Linked DNA regions of Mus musculus: region 2 is linked to region 1. The links are chromatin contacts, found by Hi-C or POLR2A ChIA-PET in ENCODE. All regions are on one chromosome and are shown on one strand. The core of a region is the stretch at or near the end of the contact, and the rest is flanking DNA. Distances in the headings are between cores, read along the strand shown. Region 1 overlaps Srcin1 (SRC kinase signaling inhibitor 1). Region 2 holds the start of Srcin1 (SRC kinase signaling inhibitor 1).

Region 1 (2,700 bases), core at 138-2,637:
GAAAATCCTGGCCCAGCTCCTCTATGCAAAACGGAAAGAGACAAGGAAAAGATGGGGAAGCGGAGGAAACAGAATCCCTGACACAGCGTGGCAGTCTCCGGTCTGCTTAAAGATCTGCGGTGGCTGTCACTACGTCATCCCACCGAGACAGGATGGTGACTTGGAGTTACTGCTGCTGGCTCATTACCATGTAAGGGGGCTCCTCACTGCATTTCAGCTGCATGGGGGGGTGTGACACAGGATCTTACCTTAAACATTACCAAAATGCATACCAGGTTTACCTGGGACCCCATTGTGTGACCACCTCATAAAGCCCCGGTAAGGCCCCAAATATGACTTAGTGGGGTAGCACCCTAGAACAGTTTTCTTGGCTCCCTGGTTCTAAGTCCCTTAGCACAGTCAGGCCCTCAGCTGTTTCCAAAAGAACTGTAAAAATATCAGCACTGATGACAATGCTGAAGCACGGAGGGGGTGGCAGCCACCTTCTTCACGTAGCCCCTAGATTCTGGAGCTGTCTCTGGATCCCCTACTGCCCCGTGTCACTAAAAAGGACCACAAGAAAGGAAGGGGCCTTTGCCTCAGCCCAAACAACTCAGGAGAAAAGGCTGCGGTTAGATGATGGCGCTGCTTCCTGAATGGACAGGGGAAAACTGCAGCATCCCCCTTCGCAGGTGCCAGACAATGGAATTGTGGCCAGACAGCCATTTGCTAAATCTGGATCAGACAGTCTTCTGTTAACCCTTCCATGTCTAAGCAGGGTTGGGTTATTCTCTGTTTATCCTTCTTCAAGACTACTAGAGCCTGGCTTCACTTTGCAGAGGAAGGGAAGGGTTTTCTTTGATGCTTGGTCTCAGGGATCAGGGTGGTAAGGGGTCAGGAACCACCTGGGCATGTGACAACATCCCTGTCGTTGCACCTTCTGGTTCAACCCAAGGGTGAAGCTGTATTGGTCTTAGGTCAGAAGGAAAGCAGGCACAGGGTAGAGGGAAAACAGACGGCTGGCGTTATGAGAGTAGGCAGCAGGCCATAGGAAGCGATACCATGGCAGAGGCAGGCACCAAGCCAGAAAAAAAGAAATCAGGAATTGTGCCAGATGGCCAAAGGTTTGTGGGTCATAGAGAAATCAGGCCACAGTGAAGGGTGAAATCAGACTTCAGAACACCAACAAACGTCATCTGTGATTTCAAATAAAGGACCTGCACCTTCCATATGAGCCAGGCTGTTCACCGAAGCCGCATCGTGCCCCCTTCTCCCCTGAGAAGTCTCCGGTCCTCTCCCCACCCCGCAACCCCTACACGCCTGGACCCAGCCTCACTTGAGCTGCTGAGTAATGAGCTCCTCGTCGTTGAGGTAACGCAAACGCTCCTCCTCCACCAGGGTGCGCTGCCGCTGCAGCGGGTCCTCCTGCCGCCGCGCCGCCTCCGACACGCGCATGCTCAGCTCCGCCTCGGTGCGCTTCAGCAGCGCGCGCACCGACTCCTGGTTCTGGAGCTGCGGAACGCAAGAATGCTCGCGTGGACCGGGTGGAAGGAGGACGCATGTTGGGAAGGGTGGGCAGAGGGCAGCCCCGCGTAAGCAAAGCTTCACAGAAGACTGGGTTGCTGGGCTATGGGTGTGTGCTGCCCCGAAGGCGTGGCAAGGTAGAGAGAGGAGTTGGGGAGAACCCAATAGGAGATCCCGGCCAGGGATGATAAGGCTCATGGAGGAGGCAAAGTTATACTGGGCTTCACCCAAGGCGACATGGCTGTGAGCAGCGGCGAAGACTGGGACAGCTGGGCAGGGAGATCAAGGTTATATTCTGGAGAAATATAGGGGCAGAAGAACAGGATGAGAATTTCTGTGGCCAAAGAGTAACACTAGATAAGGCCCTGACGACAGTGTGACTGTGGACCTGTGGCCTCAAGAAGCCCTGAGTGGAGACAAGACCTGAGGTGAAGGATTCAAAGTGAGATCTATAGGGTCTGCCGATGTAGTAGGAACTGCAAGACGAGTGCCCCAATTGACGTGGGTGGCCAAGATCTTATCTGTGGCCCAGATGGCAGCTCTCTGCCCTCCGCTCCCAGCTTGTCTCTGCTCATTATCCTCACCTGACAAGCCCTAAGCCCCTCTTGAAGAGCCGGCACGAAGATGCCAGGCTCCTGACAGGTGGAACCATCTGCCAGGCAGGGAGGGACAGCCACTCCAGGCTCAGAAAGGGGGAGCTGAGGAGACTTGGGGAATAAGGTTACAGGATCTGAAGGAACTGGGACCACCGCAAAGGATAGTGCATGGAGGGAGTGGTGGGCACAGCTCAGAAATGAGGAAGGGGACTAGGACTCAATGACGTGTCGGGGCTTGGTGAGGTTTAATAGTTAAGTGGAAACTAGAAGGGGAGGCAGACAATGGGTCTGAAGAAGGACCACTGAGCAATGAGGGACTCCGCTCGCTGGAGCGAAATGCTGGGGAAAGGTGGGGCAGCATTTGCAGAGAGGTTACAGCTGGTAGGTGAGGGTGGGGTAGGTGGGGTGTGCGGTGGGCGGGGAGGGGGCGGTACCTGGAGCTTGCGCAGCTGCTGAAGCTGGCCACGCAGGTCGCTAGCGCTGTTCTGTAGGCCACGCAGATGCAGCTGCATCTGCAGACGGCTGACAGCAGTGGGCTGCCCTGCAGGGGTGCTGCTGGCCGAGGGCGGGGGAGGGCCCGACACCGGAGTGGCCCCGCTAC
Region 2 (2,700 bases), core at 2-2,501, 43 kb after region 1:
CCACCAGGCCAGGGCGAAGCGCCGGAGGCACTGCCAGGGCTGCATGGGGAGGCGTGGGGCTGGGGGCGCGCACCAGCAGCCACACACGCCCCACAGGGCCCTGCCAGCTGAGCTGCGGAGGCACCCGGCCGGCCCCCTCTACTGCCACCAGCATCCTGCTGCCCCCACCGACAGGACTCGGAGCTGGCCCAGGAGCTTCTGACGTAGCAGGGGGGTGCGTGGGAGGGGAGGGGGGGCCACGCGAGTCCCCTCCCCAGCCCCGCCCCTCTACTTTTCCAGCCCCCTGCAGTCCCCACCTCCACATCACCCCGGACGCCCTACCCAGCTGGGGGCGCCCTTCTTTACCCCTTGCGTCTGCAAGGGGAGGATTTAAGATCCAGAAGCCCCTCCCTCGATCCCTCCCTCTCCAGGGCCCTCCCTACCCACCACCCAGCAAGCCGGGAGCAGGTCCCCAGTTTCTGCAACTCCTGTGGAGGCTAGGAGGTCTCCAGGGCTAGGGCCTCGAGGTGCAGGGGGTGGGGTGTAGAATGCAGCTTTGTATCCTGGCAACACAACCAAACCCAGAGCGCTCTCAGTCCGCTGCTTCCCTGAGGGACTGGCACGAAGGGTCCAGCACTACCAGCCCAGCGCCTGCACCCCATTCTGAGAGCTGAGGCGGGATGTGGTTCTCTTGCATTCATCCCTTGTCCCTTCCCCCTTCAACAACCCTAGCTTCCACCTCGCATGGACCCCTCCCCTCCCCCCGACTCTCTTCGCCATCCCCCTTCACCCACCCCTCCCCCTTACATTGTAACCCCAGGTCCCCTCCCCCCGGGCACCGCGAGGCCCTTCCCGCCGGGTCCCCAGCTTCGCCGGCTCCAGACCCTCTCTGCTCCCTGCGCTCTCCCTCCCTGGCCCGTCCCAGCCCGGCGCGCAGCGGTACCCTGCCCCCCGTAACACCTGCGCCCAGAGCATCCCTCGCCCGGCCGGCCGCCGCCTCCCGGGCCCGGCCGCCGCCCCCGCCCCCGGCCGAGGGGAAAACACACAAAGAAAACAGAAATACCTTCCACTTAAGCATGGAGGCACATTAGGGAGGAGAGAGACAGGGACATGCCTTGGGACGGAGCGTTCCCCATCGGGCGGGGGCGCGGGGGGCGGGGGCCCCGGGCCGGCCTGCCTGGCGCTCGCCCTCTCGCCGCCTCGCGGGCTTCTCGCTCGGCCCCAGCCCCGGGGCGCGGTGCCAGGCGGGCGGGCCGGGGGCGCGGGCCCCGCCGGGGTGGACCAGCTTGGGAGGGCGCCGGCGGCCGGGCGTGTGGGTGCGCGCGCGCGCGGGCGTGTCACCGAGTGTGCGAGAGCGAGTGTGTGTGTGTGTGTCTCTGTGTGTGTGCGCGCGAGTGCGCGCGTGCGGCCGGCGCGGGTGTGTCACTGCGGGCGGGAGCGCGCACGATGCGGGCACGCGCGTGTGGCCGGATGGTACAAAGGGCCGCCGGGGGTGGCGGGGAGCGGGGGAAGGGAAGGGGCACTGCGCCTCCTCGCGCCCTCCAGCAGCACACCCGGATCCCGCAGCGCGCCGCCCGGACTAGGGTGCGGGGCGCGCTCACGCTCCTCCCCCCCCCCCAAACTCCACCTGCTTCCCCCACCCTCAGCGGTCCTCCTGCTGCGGTAGAGACAAATGCGTTGACCCCAGAGTGGCCTCGAAAGAGGCACCTGGGGAGGTGACTCTTTGGGTCTCCAAGCACCCTCAACGCTTTGGGACAAAAAATAAAAAAAGCACTTCGGGTTCGTTGAAGCAGGGCTTGAGGCTGGGGAGGGGACGAGAGAATCAGGGATCGCTCCAGCCAAGGTGACCTCGGAGCGCCACAGTCGTTCTACGCCTGGAGAGCCGAGACACCTACCCCCCCCCACCCCCAGTGCAGCGTACCCCTCTATGGTCGCGCCTCCTCACCTCTGCCCTTCCCCCTTCCTCAGCTACCACTGGGCCAGGGACCTGGCTCCCAGACGCCCCCTGCTGGACGTCCTCCTGGCCCCTACTTCGGATTCCTGCCCCTACCGCAGGCGTGAGCAGGTACTGCGTGAGATTGAAGAGACACTGATCCCTTCTGAAGTGGACCCCAAAGTAGGCCGTCACAGACTCTGTCTTTTCACGCCTCTTCTGGGGACACCTTTGCCATCTCCAAAGCAGCTTGTAGTGCGCCAGGAGGAGTGCCCCACCCTGGTTCACCTTACTGGGCCTACCTGCGGATGATACAAACTTCTCCATCTCCAGCTCGGACCCAGACACACGATGACCTTTGGAACTCAGGCTTCTCCCTGCTTCCTTCCCTCGGGTTCTGTGGCCAGTTCCCTCTCTCGGAAGCTTCTTTTCAAGAGAGGCAGGTGGGCTGAGCTTTCTGCCCGTTTTATTTACTCCTGGCATTCCCAAAGGCAGTTCAGATGGTCAAGAAAATGCCACCCAGTGCCTGCATCTCTTCCCTACAGGCCACCTGGCAGAATGACTGGCAGACCGGGCTCAGGAGAGGAGACCCCACCCCAAGTGGCCCAGATGACAAACCGGTTTCCCCACTTCTTGGTCTACCCAGTCCCAGCCTTAATCTGGGCTCTCCTACTTTTCTGCCCGCCCCTAGGCTTGCTTGCCTCTGAGCCAGTCCCGTGCCCAGCTAGGGGCAAGATCCCAACTGCCCCTTACAGATCAATGTCCAGTTCCACTAACTCAGGTGGCAG

The links. Hi-C counts contacts between places; a loop is a spot of excess contacts on that map. ChIA-PET counts read pairs that join two places held with the same protein, here RNA polymerase II (POLR2A).
Region 2: a map of left cerebral cortex shows a loop between it and region 1 (4-fold over the local background). The contact joins the promoter of Srcin1 here to the enhancer-like site in region 1. A Hi-C loop is called at or near these places in 11 of 37 maps with a recorded cell type or tissue (CH12.LX, adrenal gland, heart and 1 more). POLR2A ChIA-PET finds 5 or more read pairs at or near these places in 5 of 5 experiments (Patski and embryonic stem cell).

What each region holds. Positions count from the first base shown.
Region 1 is chr11:97,530,489-97,533,188 of GRCm38, forward strand. It overlaps Srcin1 (SRC kinase signaling inhibitor 1), which reads right to left. Exons shown (of 20, transcript NM_018873.2): 11 at 2,534-2,700; 12 at 1,316-1,491. Among named protein-coding and RNA genes, the nearest start is that of 4933428G20Rik, 31 kb to the left of the region's middle. Within about 2 kb of position 1,388, at least 2 of the 3 ENCODE cell types and tissues checked have a DNase peak (open chromatin) inside an H3K27ac peak, as active enhancers do; they include heart and left cerebral cortex, where a contact is called at or near this core.
Region 2 is chr11:97,573,875-97,576,574 of GRCm38, forward strand. It overlaps Srcin1 (SRC kinase signaling inhibitor 1), which reads right to left and starts at 1,252. Exons shown (of 20, transcript NM_018873.2): 1 at 1,094-1,252. The coding sequence starts at 1,115.